Linked DNA regions of Mus musculus: regions 2 and 3 are each linked to region 1. The links are chromatin loops, found by intact Hi-C in ENCODE. Cell type or tissue: heart. All regions are shown on one strand.

Evidence for each region. Peaks named below come from ENCODE experiments on the same cell type or tissue, not always from the same donor. Only the 100,000 strongest peaks of a DNase experiment are listed, where the experiment ranks them.
Region 2: a loop joins it to region 1, with 2.9 times the contacts of the local background. A loop is called at or near these places in 28 of 42 quality-filtered maps.
Region 3: a loop joins it to region 1, with 2.3 times the contacts of the local background. A loop is called at or near these places in 7 of 42 quality-filtered maps.

What each region holds. Positions count from the first base shown.
Region 1 is chr8:18,918,653-18,923,652 of GRCm38, forward strand. No RefSeq gene overlaps it. Among named protein-coding and RNA genes, the nearest start is that of Gm35934, 19 kb to the left of the region's middle. In heart, no CTCF peak of the experiment used is centred here; a DNase peak (open chromatin) is centred at 2,739.
Region 2 is chr8:18,619,558-18,624,557 of GRCm38, forward strand. It overlaps Mcph1 (microcephaly, primary autosomal recessive 1), which reads left to right. Exons shown (of 14, transcript NM_173189.3): 4 at 3,050-3,137. Among named protein-coding and RNA genes, the nearest start is that of Gm25763, 7.9 kb to the left of the region's middle. In heart, a CTCF peak has its summit at 2,131 (motif pointing right); a DNase peak (open chromatin) is centred at 2,234; H3K27ac peaks cover 1,404 bases.
Region 3 is chr8:18,843,490-18,848,489 of GRCm38, forward strand. It overlaps Agpat5 (1-acylglycerol-3-phosphate O-acyltransferase 5 (lysophosphatidic acid acyltransferase, epsilon)), which reads left to right and starts at 2,790. Exons shown (of 8, transcript NM_026792.3): 1 at 2,790-3,289. The coding sequence starts at 3,071. In heart, a CTCF peak has its summit at 3,037; a DNase peak (open chromatin) is centred at 2,812; H3K4me3 peaks cover 2,874 bases; H3K27ac peaks cover 1,821 bases.

The DNA of each region.
Region 1 (5,000 bases):
GTTTGAGGAGGTGCTTGCTGGGAACGTGGGTTTGCTGTGCTCAGTTGGGCTGGTTTTCATTCAGTGCACGCTTTCCTTGACTTGCCATCAAAATGCAGAGGTAGAAGAAAACCGGTTTGTTAACTTCTCAGGAATAGGAGGCCAGCTGCGGGAAGACTTAAGAGTCAAAATCCCCAGCAAAGATGTGAATTCAAGCCTCTGCTATGTTTTCACTATCCTACCAGGAGTCAAACATGCGCACTCACTCTCTTTCAGTCCCGGCTAAGCCACCTCCTCCAGGAAACCCTCCATGTTGTCCTCAATCTTATTAGCAACACCCTTTCTTCTGTGGGGTGGAGTGTGTGCTCAGCACCAATGGGACGATGGGATTGATTTGCCTTTATGCTTGTTACAGTGACTCACCCTGTGGCAGAGTTCTCTAATCCAGAAGATCTGGGGCGTGCTTCCTAAACACAGGTTGTCTCTTGTGGTTATTGCTTTTGAGTTTTTATTCTTTCAGGGGCTGTAAACAAATACATTTTAGGCTCACGGCATAATTGAGCAGAAACCACACATTTCTCTGATACACCACGGGTCCCCCTCTGACCCACAAGTCTTTGCACTCTCAGCATCCCACCACACCAGAGGGGTGTGTTTGTCATCATCCTTGAGCTGCATTAACATCACTGTCATCCAGAGCCCGGTGCCTACCCCAGCTCATTTGTAGCATTGCATGTTTTCTCTGACTTTAGACAAGTGTGTGACACTACCCACCAGAGTGCTGGAGACAGGCGTGTCTGCTCCCAAACTCACTCTGATCTGTCTGCTCATGACTCTGCCCCAACCATTTGGCAACCACCGGCTTTCCACGGTATCAGTAGTTTTGCATTTTCAATGTTAGGTCCTTGAAATCATAATGGATAGACATGCATCCTTTTAAGATCCTCCGTTCATATGCTTTAAGTTCACTCCATATAGTTCCCCCTTTCTCTATGTACCTGTACATGATGTATATGTATATATGATATATATATGATGTATATGTATATGATGTATATATATGATGTATATGTTATATGACTATCACATACATAGTACATGATATACATGAATATGTATATGGTGTATATAAATATGTATATGATGTATAAGAATATGTATATGATGTATACGAATATGCATATGATGTATATGTATGTGTATATGTATATGATGTATATGTGTATATGATGTATATGTATGTGAATGTATATGATATATATGAATATGTATATGATGCATATATATATATATATATACATATATATATATATACACACACACATGTATATTTGTGGGGTGCAAGGAATTGCAGGGCCTTGCACATGCTAGGAAAACACTTCATTACTGAGCTGTAACTCCATCCCTGTGTGTAGGTTTTTCGTGTACACAGTAGTTCTCAATTCCTGGGGTAAACGTCCAGAAACACAAGTGCAGATCCTGAAGCTGACAAGTGCTTAGTTGTATGAGAAATTGCCAACCCATCTTCCAAAGAGTCTGCTTCATTTTGCTCTCCTGCCTTCAATGTGGGAGTGTCCATGCCCGCACTACCCAGTGCTCTCTGTGTTCTGGGTTTGCCTGTTCTAAGAGACATGTCAAGGCATATCCCTGTTGTCTCTTTCACTTTTTTTCCAGTTGTCCTGTGGCCAGGAGTGTCTTCTTGTAGGTTTAATTGTCTCTCAAAGCATCTCTCCAATACAATGGTGCTCTCCAGGAGGGCCCCTCCAGGAGGGCCCCGAAACTCAGCACTATGTGTGCCTTCTTGAAAGCCCCCCCTTTTAATAAAAAAAAGACTTTTATTTATTTATTTATTTAATGTATGTGAGTGTCAGGTGTGTCACTGTCTTCAGACACACCAGAAGAAGGCATCATATCCCCATTATAGATGGTTGTAAGCCACCATGTAGTTGCTGGGAATTGAACTCAGCACCTCTAGAAGAGCAGACAGTGCTCTTAACCACTGAACCATCTCTCCAGCCCAAACTTCTCTTAAGAAGATTGAATTAGATCCTTTCCTCGTTGCTAAGACAAGATACCTGGTGAGAAGATGTAGGCATGGAAGGGCTTGTGTTGACTCGCGGGGGTGGAACAACCCATCACTATGGGGAAAGCATAGCAGCAGGACCTTGAAGTGGCTAGTCACATGGCATCTGCCATCAAGAAGCATAGTTGAAGGATGACACTCGGCTCAGGTTCTCCTTCCTTCAGTCGGGGACCTCAGCCCATGGGATGCGGGCATCACTGCATTTATAGTGGGTCTTCTCATTATAGAAACTCTCTCAAAGACCTGCCCAGAGGTTCGTCTCCTAGGGAATTCTAGATCCTACCACACTGACAATATTAACTATATAATATATGTGTGTGTACATACATACATACATACATACATACATACATAGTTTCTTTTCTAAAATCTATGTCTAAGCATTGAAGCACTGGCTAGAAGACATTAAAGTAATCCAGCCAGGTCACTGTAGCAACTTCCTGAACTCAAGGCAAGGATCTGGTTGGAAAAACACCATCACAGCCAAAGAACAAATACAGAAACTGGGAAATGCCACCTTTGGTGTGCATGCTACCCAGGAATCAGGTGCAAACAATGACCAGGGGTCAGATAGTTAATAGAGAGCTGGTTCTTGTGTCACTCACTCACACTTAAAGACTTCAGCCAAGGCCAAGCTGGCCTGGCGTCGTCCCTCACACCATTAACAGGGAGGTCTCTGAAACACTGGAACAGGCCCAGAGCAGAAACGTGTTGGGACACTTCCTCTACACTTCAGCAGGACAAACATCTATTCTGGGTTTGGGCTGTTTCCAAGTTGGGTTACAAGATGATAAACAATAGGGATTTTGGAGGGGAGGGGGAGCGAGTGAGATTTTTTAACTGGGTACTTTCGCAAAAGCACAATTAACACAGTACTTGAAGAAACGATCAAGTAGAATAGTTAGGGATGTGAAGGATTGTCTGCGGTTGTAAAAAACATTTCCCACCATGGTTCTTGTTTATCCCTTGGATGTTTGGGAAGACCTGCCGAGGCCATATTTTTGTCTAGTCATTTGTGTTTCCCATAGACTCCGAGAACTTTCTTTTATAGACTATCAATAATTATCCATCTGACTCTGAGGGTAAGAAATGGAAAGTAGAAAGTTCAAGAAATCAATTAGCCGGCTTAAATTTGCTGAGAAATCCGGGACGGTGTTCAGGACTGAAACTTACAAAAGTAAATCAACATAGGATGGCAAAGTAAATTAACCCGGATGACAAAATGAAAGGAAGAGCTCCGATACAGCCTCATAAATTTCCTGCTCCATGCATTTCGAGTCTCCAGTTCCTAATAAAATTCTCATGAGAACGGAGTACTGCTTCATAAAAGCCCCCGAACTTGCCCCATGAGAACTGGCTGGTTTATAAGGCCACATGGGTTCAAGGCTGTGGTTTATTTATTAAAAATTTCTCAGTAAATATATCATAGTTGACTGGTGACTGCCCTGAGATCATGGGGAGGCCATGTTTCATTCCTCCTGCCCCCAAACCAGGAAGGAAAACAAGAAAAAGCACGTCAGGAACTCTCTGAAGAAACCATAGCTTTTCACTGAAGAAAGTTCTAGGCTCCTTTTGTTTACCTTCAGTCCAGAGACCTCAACCTCTTTCTTCGCCCACCCCTCCCCCTCCCTTCTCCTCCCCATCTCCCTTCTCTTCCCCTTCCCCAACTGATAGGGTCTCATTCAGCCCAAGCTATGTAGCTAAGGATGACCTTGAAATTCTGATCCTCCCATCTCCACTTAAGTTCTAGGATTATGCAATCCCCAGGGCTCAAACCTACAGCTTTGTGCATGTTAGGCAAGGAGTCAACTGACTGAGCGGCATCTCCAGTCCTGGATATGTGTTTAAATGACATGGTGAAGCCAATGCACTCATAGCTCACATAGCTCTCTCAGAGGGAGGCCTTCCTACTGCCTGAGAGGGACACTGGTGAATACATGTGAATACAATGTAGTCTCAATCTGGGCCAAGTAAAGACTTCACTAAAAAGCTGACATGGATCTTGGATGGTCCTAAGACAGTGTCTGTCATGATCATCCCAGCTTAGAGGAAGGGAAGTTTCACACAGAAACGTCAACCCTTGCTGAAGTTATGGACCTTGTCAGGGTCAGAGTAGGGTGGTGAGCCCAGGCCAGCAAACCTCGGTGTGATGTGTGGGCTCACAGGACTAGATGTAGGGAGATGTCCTGTGTGGTGTCTCAGGCGCTTTTATCATTTTGACCCCACTTACCCTGACTTCTTTTCAAATAAACCCATGTTTGGGGTGTCCTGATTGAGCCCAAAGGGACATAGATACACGCACGTAGGGGCTTTTTGTTCCCTCTCGTATGTACCATTGTTGAGGACAATGAGGCTCATCTATGTATACACACGACACAGCGGTGTCTCCAACCTTCATGGTTCATGTTAGCTCTAAACATGTGGGCTTGTCTGGAGCCAAGCCTGAGTGAGTTGGCTCTGCATGCAGGTATCTGCTGAAGTCTATTCTTGGGGTTCGATGCATTACCCTGGAGTTCATTGGCCTGAGTTCCACGTCTTGTTCTGTCTCCAATATGTGAATCAACCTTTCTATGGGAATCTCCCTCTAACCAAAAGTAGTAAGAATGGCCTATGTCTGGACGGCATGCCCAGCGCTCCCACACAAAGACACCCACTCACACACTTCAGTGGACAAGAGCAGGTTGTGTGATATGGCTGAGAAAACTTAATTATGAAGTTTCTTAAAAGTTACAGTTTGTTATTTATGGTAATTTTAGATTCATGGAAGAATTGGACCAAAGATGCAAAGGGCACAGGTAAGTCCTCTTCTTTTGTACACACAGCCTCTGTGGTTATGAACATCTCCGTCTGAGGCTCACAGTCTTTGGACACAACAGTATCTCAGAATCACTGTTTTCAGTAGTGTTGGTCACTCTCAGTATTATAAACCCGAGGCTTT
Region 2 (5,000 bases), 300 kb before region 1:
CTGTCACATAGAGCTTTTTCCCTTCCTCCTGTGCTGCCTGCCATCCCAATGTCCAAAGCTCTTGGCTTCTAGTTATCTCACATGGACATAAGAATTCCACCCTGGTGTTAGGAGAGTGGGTGTTTCTAGGCACCCATGTCCAGACATGCTCACCTGCTCCTCTCTCTTGTGCTCCCCACTCCCGCTGGGGAGGACCTGGAGTCCTTGACTTCTGCACCTCTGCTAGGCCTGGACTTCCTTTTGTTTGTTTGGTTGGTTACTTTCCAGTTCTGCAGGCAGCTCTTACCCACTCCTTGTTTTCATTAGTTTATGTCCCATTTGTTTTCTTTTACTGTTATTTTATTGGGATCTGGTGGACGAAGAGAAAATCGTGCACTTGTTCTGTCGTTTAACCCAGATGACAAAACCTGTTTTATTCCCTAAACATTGCTTAGTTATTATCTCAGGGCCCTGTTGTGCCTACTCTGTTACTGTCAATCTTCAGTGGTCCCTTGGGTACTCTCTTGCTCCTGAAACCTATTGTTTGGGTGACCTATTTGTGACACTTCCTTCAATACCTCTTTCCTTAGATAGAACCTGCAGGGGCAGGAGGTCAGCTCTTAAGCATAGCAAAATGTCCGCAGGGAGACCAGAACTCTGTGTGATGGTCTCTCATAACTGGGGTTGTCTGCCTGATCTTTCTCAAAGCATTGGTGGTATGTAGGAAAGTTACTTATTTGGTTTTTATGTTGATTTTGTATCTGTCACTTTGCTAACATGTTTATCAGGGCATTTATGCTGGAGGCTTTATGGTTCCTTAATAGATAATATCTTCTAGAAATAAGAACACTGACTTCTTCCTATGCTACTTGTATTCTTTTTATTTACCTCTCTTGTCTTATTGTTCTTTCTAAAAGTCCATTCCTCTTTTAAGGTAGGGTCTCATTACGTAACTCTGGCTGACCTGGAACTTGCTCTGTAGACCAGGTTGACTATGAACTCACTCTACCTCTGCCTGAGTGCTGGGATTAAAAGCGTGAAGCACCATGCCTGGATTTATAGTTTGTATTCTTTCACTTGAAATATATACATGCTCAAGTGGGACTGGTTTGTAGGAAGATGGAAGTGTCATTCCTTCCTAGTGGATTGTGAGTGTTGTGAACTATCTATAGACAGATGGCAGCAGCCACAACTGCCAGAGAGGCTTGCTGCAAACATTGTAATTTTGTAAATATTATTATTATTATTATTATTATTATTATTATTACAAGTCATTCCTGTAACTTCAGTAACTGTTTAGAGATGGTGAAGCTGAGGTAGGCTGTATATGTGGAGATTCTAAGGTGGACCATAAGGACAGGGAGATAGGCTGGTAGATGTGGAGACACTAAGGTGGGCCATAAGGGCTGGTAGGTGTAGAGACACTAAGGTGGGCCATAAGGACAGGGATGAGCTAGATCGACTGGGGAAGTAGTGAGTGAGATTAGATAGAAAGGATGGGCCTGTGTCCGTGAGGATCAACAGGATAGATTATAGCTACAGAGGGTCAGTTAAGAGGAGGAGGGTGTGGAGAAGAGAGGAAATGAGGTAGGAATGAGAGGAGAGACTGGGCTATGCACAGAATAATTATTATCGTACACTATCAAAGTCAAAGCAAGACCATGAAAACATATTTATGCAGGACGGAGAGATGGCTCAGAGCACTGGCTGTTCTTATAGGGGACCTGGGCTCAATTCCCAGTACCCACAAGGCTCTACTCATAGCTGTCTCAGGCCCTCTTCTGGTCTCTATGGATACAATGCAAACAAATGGTGCACAAAAAACCATGCAGACAAAACACTTGTACCCATAAGATGAAATAAAAATAAATGTAAAAAGACATTTGTGGAACTTGAAAAACAAAGACAGTGAAAATACTGTTAGAATTATCATATATGTCAGTCAATGTTTCTGCCCTGGAGGGATGGGTTTTGAGTCCCTCCCCTCCCTATGATGTCTCAGGTAGCAGCAGACTACTAATGAGAGAGGTGCTGCTTGTTGTTCTAGTTCATACTTTCAAACCCCATTTGTGAGGATGCAGTGTCCTAGAGAATTTAAAACCAAACCAAACCAAACAAAACAGTTACCTTTGGGACCAAGTTTCCGCCCTTTTGCCAGTAGGTGTCACACCCTCCTTGCATTTTCCCAGCCCTCTTCGCAGAATGGTGCTGTTGGGAAATTTCCCTGTCCTTGTTCCACGCGTGCGAGATGGTGACACTTCCCACTGGGTTGGCTGAATTTGAATATCAGCTACTGGTGTAAGCACGCCTGTGCAGTTGTATGCCTTGTTATCTGGGTATCCCCTTCATGCCTGGGCTCTGGCTGCCTGTTGCTGTGTGCTTCCATGTCCGCTTAGTTTTACATCTGGCCAGTGATTACTCACTTCTGAGCTGGGCAGAAATTTCCCATGACCAGGAGGTCAGTCACCTGTGGAGTTTGGAGGGTGCTTCCCTCCTGGAGAAGTACTTCCAGGATGCCCATGTACAGTCTCACTTCAGGCTTGCTCTGATGTGTGACACATCAGCCACTGTCTCCACAGCCTGTTGATCTTGAACCCATCAGCCTGGGTGGATATTCTAACCCCTGGTTGTGTCTCAGAAGCCTGCCCCACCTCTCTCCAGCTGGATGGTTCCTGCATCTCCGTGTAGGGAATGTAGGGGTGTGGGGAATGCTGATTCTGTCTTGGCAATGCTTGGGATTGAACCCAGTTTGTCACATGTGCTGTATAAACACCCCAACATGCTCTCAGTCACTGGGGAGATCCTTGAAATACATCCACCTTCCTCATTCCCCAAGTGCTTGGATTACAGGTGTGTACTAATATGCCTGGCTTTCTTCTGCTTTTGCATTGGACAGAGAAGACCATGTAAAGAAGACTTTGGGAAATCTAATATATACTAACTTATATTTTGCATGTACTATAGAAGTATATTAGCTTTGAACCTGCTGTCTGATAGATCCCCAGTTCTTAGGTTGCATGTGTATAGCAAAGACAGTTGCTCACTGGGCTACCTTGTCTTGGTTCTACAGATGCAGGATGGCTGGAGCACTTGTTGATGAGTCTTTGTTCCCTGCAGTGAATACCGATGAACATCTACCAAACTTAAGTAGAAAAAAAGTAAGTATGTGATTTCTTTGAGGACAGGGTGGTTTTGAATGTATGAACCCTTGTATTTTTATTCCTACAAATTATACTTGCACAAATATGTTCTGAGTATCTTAAGCATGCCAATGAGTTCATTGCTATTTTTGCATAAAATTTCTAGATAACTGTAGAGGATTTTTGTATTTTAGTTTTTTGTTCTTTTCTTTAGTTTATGAATGCTTTGGTGTAATCTATAGGAAATGGAAAAGATTGTAGTTAGCCTTGAGAAATTAAAATGTGCCCCAAGGCTAGGCAGCCTTTAGTTGCTTTGTTGTTTCTTTTCTTTTTTATTACATTTTTATTTTATGTGTTTGTGTGTTTTGCCTACTATATCTCTGTCCTTGCACTACATGCAAGCCTGACACCCATGGAGGACAGTAGAGGGCATTAGATCTCCAGGAGCTAGAGTTGCACATGGTTGTAGGCCACCAAGTGGGTGCTGAGAATTAAATGCAGGGCCTTCTCAAGAGCAATCAGTGCTCCCAACTGCGGAGCCATTTCTCCAGCCCCCTGGTGTTTCTTAAGTGTAGTGCACTAGGAAGTATCAAAGCACTTGGTTCTCACACAGGAACTGCTGTTAGATTTAATGACCTAATCAAGATTGAATCCAGTGGGTGAGAACTGCATACTTCTACAGAGTAAAAGCAGTATCTGCGGGCTCTCCTGTGCTTCTAGAAGATAGTGCATGACTTATATCCATCATGGTTACTGCAGTAAGCCAGGTGCCAGAACAGTGGTGACGCAGCAGCCCCATGGCTTCTCTTCTGATTCTGGGCAGTTCTTGACTGTGACATGCTGAAGTGAAAGACTTGGGAAAACGCATGCAGAGGACATGGTTTTTCTTTAAGATGCTTAGTAAGCTCAGGCCCAGCAGGCATCGCTGATGTTTCTTGCCTCTGATACTTCAGCTTGAGTAGTGACCTGGGTAAGAGCCCGCCGGCTTACTGCGTGTTAGCGCATGTACCTGCTGCTCACAGTGTCGCTCTGCTAAGCGAGCTCTTCACTTGGCCAGGCTGCCTTTTCTTCACCGTGTAATAGTGTGGTTTTGATAAGCTAATTTTATGTTGCACTTTGTGAGTGGACCTTTCCTGAATATACTCATAGGTAGTCAGTTTCTACAAAAGGGGTTACGTGTGAGATGTGCATTTACTACTTGTGCTCACAAACAAAATAAAGATGGAACTGTTGGCTCACTGTGCAAATAACCTTAAATTTTGTGATCTCATCAATAGTGTGCAAGGGCACCTCTATCTTATCCAGTGCCATTGTGCTATCTTTAATCTTTGTCTAGTCTGATGCACAAATAGTGACTGCCTGCATCTGACACTTAGCAATTCTGAAAGCCTTCCTTATTCCAAATGCAATTGCAAGTTAAACATGACTTGAGAAAAATCATTTTAGTGCTTGGTGGCGGGGGGGGGGGGGGAGGGGGAGACAATTTCTGCTGTCTCCCTCTCCTGCTGCCCTAGGCTCACCATGGCGTTCTGCTCAGGAAGGAGTTTAAACACATCATCATTTTATCTGTTCCCTTTGTCTGGATCATGCTCCCCTCAGGTCCATTCACCAGACTGCCCTCCCAGCGATCAGGTGACTCTGTGCAGATGTCACCTTGCTACAGTCCCTTCTAACCCTGTGCTGTGTAGAAGGTGTGCAGATGTCTTCTTGCCACAGTCCTCTCTAACCCTGTGCTGTAGTAGTAGGTCTTTCTGCTTGAGGCTGTTGTCCTGCTTCTGTCACCCTGTGACCTCAGTTTCCGTTCCAAGGCGCTTTATGGATTTGGAACCATTGCTGCTTTGAGATTCTGGGAATTTTTTTTTTTATTATTTTAAAGCAACT
Region 3 (5,000 bases), 75 kb before region 1:
GATGGATGGCTTCTTCCAGGTCCTCCAGACTTGAGACAATAGCTTGGCAGATTAAAACAAAGGTCTTGTTGACTTTTGTCTCCCCACCAGCGGGCCCCCTGCTGATGGACTGGTTCAACCAGTTCAAAGCTTGATGAAGACTTGTCAGACAACAGTCTGAGCCAATCTCCTGTCCTATATTTCTTCAAACTGACCAACCCTAATTAATTAATTAATTAGGGGAGGAAGACTCTTCAGAGGCTTAGAACATTCAGCCTTTGAAAAGACACTGGATGTTTTTGGCCGAGTCTCTGCTCTGCAGTGTATTTCTTTCTTTTTCTTTCTGTACATCTGCTGTCTCCCATGTGTTTCCTCAATCCCTAATAAACACCTTTCTTCAACTGCTGATTCTGTCTGTGAGGTGTTTGAGATTTCTCTGGTGCCTTAAGGGGGAAAAAAAACTGATCAAGATCTCTAGATTTTATCATCTTCAAGCCTCACCTTGGTTTTTGTTCCTGAAGACTATCACACTGTCATCCTCGGCAGCCAGAGGAGTTCCCCTGGATTTTAGGGACTTCAGCTCGGGCTAAACCAGGATTAGTGGATTTGATGTTGAAAAGAATTTATAGTGAAACATAGCTGGGAATTTTATTACAGGTATTTTAATGTAAGCTTAAGCATAAAGGGTTTTTGTTTTTTTTTTTTTTTTTTTGGTTAAAAAAAACACACAGGCTCACATTGTTAGTATTATCCAGATAAGCTATAGTGGTTCTCAGATTGTGCATCTAAGAGTCACCAGAACACCTTCCTATTTGTCTAGTTTTACAGCTATCTGTGTGTATGGGTGCATGCCATGGACACCTGTAGAGGTCACAGGACAATCTCCAATTCACTTTCTCCTTCCACCACATGGGCTCTGTAATCACTAAGGTTTGTCAATCCTGAGTACAGATGTTCAGAACCATCTTACTGTCTCCTCTCTTCTGATAAAACATGAGGTGGCCCCAGAGACGTTTTAGACAGGGTTATAATCTGATAAGGGAAAAGCCACATGTCCTTTCCTTACAAATGTAATTTCTACAGACATTCCTAGAAAATTGAAACTTTATGGTTGGGAAAGGAGAGGGGGCCCTCAGGTACCTTGTTTTTCTGTTGACAAAAGTTGACTCTTAACATTGTCAAGTAAATGCTCCCACAAATGGATCATCTGACTATTTGCAGAATGTCATAGGCCAACAGAGAGAGAACCCCTGAATTTCCAGAGACCTTCAGGTTGGCTCAGTCCCTTCTTTTTTGATGTGTACCTCAATTCCTGTCTTCCTGAACTCTTGTTTGCCAATCTGAATCTACAGTCTATCTGTCAAACAATTCCTTTGTCTGGACTGGTCTGCTGAACTGACAGTGAATTGTCTTGACAGTTCCTTTGCCTGCCCTTTTACCTCTGCATCTTCATTAAACTGGACAGTTTGTCATATCTGTGACCCACCAACAGCTGCTTTTCCCCTAAAGCTGGGTTTGTGGTTCATGTTATCGTGACAGACACTCTTATAGCCCTGTCAGTTCTCCAGCACTGGCTTCCCAAGGCTTTTAAAACTCCTTTCTTCTTTCTAACTCTTTGTAGTCACTGTAACCTATATATGCATATGTAAACAGAGATATACTTACAGAGTGATGTATGTGTGATCTGAGAGTTAATATTAGTAATTAAGACTGCAATAAAAGAACCTGTGTTTCCCTTAGCAAGGGCTACAGAGTAAAGTGGGCCTCTCTGGTGCCAGCGAAGCCACTGTACTTAGTGAAATTTATTGTCATTCAATACATTCTGATATCGTGTAAACTCCTAAGCACGTCCATCTGACATAGTGTGCTAATGACAGGAGTCACCTGTATGCCTTATGAAGCGCATCTCAGAGGTGATGGGAAAGAAACATGGGGCAAAAGATGAAGGGAAATCCAAGGCAAGGAAGCAGAGACACAGGCGTCAGTGGTGTGGAAAGGGAGAAAACTAGGGGCAGAATAAGTGACCTTAGGGTCACTTAGAGAAACCAACACACACACACACACCCACATATTTAAAACGTACTTTATACAGATCTGAGCGTGCGCACTGACCTGTTTCCTTCTATACCTTCTTGTATAGAATTATCTGGTCTCCACTAGTTAGGGCAGTGAAAGGACCTGGGCCCCTGGATAAGTTTTTGCTGTTACTTAACTATTCTAGTTTTCTGGAGGGAAGAGAACTTATGGATCCTACATGTATAGGGAAATACTTTCCTACACATTGAAAAGAAGAAATGTAGGATATTAGGAAAACGCACAGTAGAAACAAGTTAAAGAGCAAGAGGTTATTAAAGGGCAAAAGTTAAGGCTTTGAAAGATTTAATACAAGGAGGTGACAGTCCCGTGAAAGGTGAACCAAGGGTACAGGAGACGGACCCAGCCTCATTCTGCAACAGCCAAGAGGAGGGAAGGTGTGCTTCCTATGCACGTGGGGGCACGGGTGGCCCTCCGGCACGCGAAGACGCTGCAGTTGTCCATAACCTGCGGCATCGAGCTCCTCCTGTGCTCCACGACTTAGTCGGCTCACGCGTGTCTTGCAGGAAGCATCCTCGTGTCTCCACGCAGCTCTCGCACGCCAGCACAGGCCAAAACCCACCACCTCACTTCTTCCCGGGCTCATCCCCAGCCAGCATTCGCAGTCGAGCATGCGTCGTGACGAGGCCAAGGGACCGAGCCAATCAGAACACGTATTACGCCCATAAGTCGGCCAATCAGGAGGCGCCTTATTACCCGGGAGCCTTGCTTCACCCCGCCTCCCCGCTGACAAGCACGGGTCGCGCGGAGCAAAGCGAGCACCCCGAGGCGAGTGCGCCCGGCAAGCCGAGGCGTGCCCTTTCCAAGGCGGCGAGCAGAGGCCGTCACTGTCCCCGCCGGGTCCCGGGCCCCCGCGGCCCATGCTGGGGGCGGAGCCAGGGCGGAGGGCGGCGGCGCGGCCGGCCCCGCGCAGTGATTGGCGGGCGGCCGGCGGTGGCTGAGGTCCTGGTGGCCGCGCGGGCAACGCAGGCGGAGTCGCGGCTGGCGAGCCGAGAGGATGCTGCTGTCCCTGGTGCTCCACACGTACTCTATGCGCTACCTGCTCCCCAGCGTCCTGTTGCTGGGCTCGGCGCCCACCTACCTGCTGGCCTGGACGCTGTGGCGGGTGCTCTCCGCGCTGATGCCCGCCCGCCTGTACCAGCGCGTGGACGACCGGCTTTACTGCGTCTACCAGAACATGGTGCTCTTCTTCTTCGAGAACTACACCGGGGTCCAGGTGAGGCGCGGCCGCGCAGGGCTGCGTGCGAGCCCTCCCCGCGGCCGGGGCGGCGCTTGCAACCCGGGCGAACACTCGCAGCCCGGCGAGCACGTGCCGCAGCTCACGGCCTCCCGCCGCGGGGGGAAGTTTCTGGTTCTCACTTCGGGGTTCCTTCTGGAACGTCCTGCTGAGGCTGAGTGTGTTCCCGGGTCCGCCCCACCCCCGCCCCGGGCCGGCTGTTACTGCCCATCTCAGTGCCTGCCAAAGTAGGGCACTGAGTCCGAGGTGGTGATGCTGGGACTGGCTTCATTTGCACTTCCGAGGTCTTTTAGATTAGCAAGACCTCTAGGCGCTGACCAAAGTGACAGCTGTGAAGGACGACTCCTGCCTTGGGTTCCTCCCGGGTGAAAGCGAGGGCCTAGGGAGGAAATGAATACATTGGTTACAATAGGAGCCTCACTGTCGATACAGTTCTCTTCAGCTTGGACTGGGCTTCAATGTGGGCTGATCTCTTGTCAGATTGCTTTCTTCCTGCTACTGTTTCTTTCTTTCTTTCCACCCCTCCCTCCCCCCCCCCCGCCCCGTGGAGATTGAACTCTGAAAACAATAAAGAGTAGAAAGCTCTCCTAATGTGAATTCGTTATATGACATCCCATAAAAACCTACAGTTGTACTTCCTTTTTGGTTTTCAGTTTCAAAGAAGAGCTCTGTTTGGGTTCTCCCAGATGTATCTATGACTTTCCCCCCCATTTCTCAGTTCTTTTCATTCTGTGTTAGGGGGGTACTTTGGCGACTGGATCCCTTACTGAGTTTTGCGCCAGTTGGAGATTATGTCTGAGGTAGGGAATTAAGACCTCTCTGAATCACTATCTTTTTAAATGTTTTCCTAGGGAATAGGAAAATCACTGTTGCACATCAAGGTTTCTGAAAAATTGACTTTTAGAATAGGATTTCATTCAGAATTTTTAGGAACCCCCACACTGATGGTTTCAAACCTCCCTCTTACTTTACTAAGTTTGTCAAGTGAATGTATGGTCTAATCGTGGATAAGTATTTAATTTCACTAGCAGAAGGGACAAGACAGCGGGGAGCACAACTTAAAGTTGCTGACCTTGCACATGACAAGTACCCCTCAGACGCTCAGGGACCTCTACTCAAGTGCCACCTATATTCTTGCTGCAGAGACGTTAGGATGAGTCAGAATGAAGCAAAGTTAGTGAGTTTATTGATTGGGAGAGAGGACACGCACTTGAGGGGAGTCAAGTGCAAACCTTATTACCCCCCACCCAGGCTACAGCAGCTGTTTTCTAAGTGATTTTAGGGCTTTTAAGTTAACGCCTTAAAACTAAGATTAAGGAGAAGAGAAGGAAAAAAATGAGTTCTTCTATTCTTTCCAATAATGAGCTCTAAAAAAAAAAGAAGCAAACCAGGATCTCACACTGTAGTCTTGGTGGGCAGGAACTCTATGTAGACCTCACAGGCCTCAAGTTCACAGAGATCTGCCTGCCTCTGTCTCCAGAGTGTTAGGACTAAAGGCATGTACCGCCATGTCTGGATTAAACTCTTTTAGTTATATGAAATTTAAAACGGATTCATGGCGGTACTGAACAGTTTACATATGAGGGAGAAATGTGGTTAGGCAGTAATATGGATCAAAATAAAATCAAAGTAATTAGCTGATCACTGGTCACAAGAGTTTGAGATGTGAGCTTGTCTTCTGCCTTAGGTC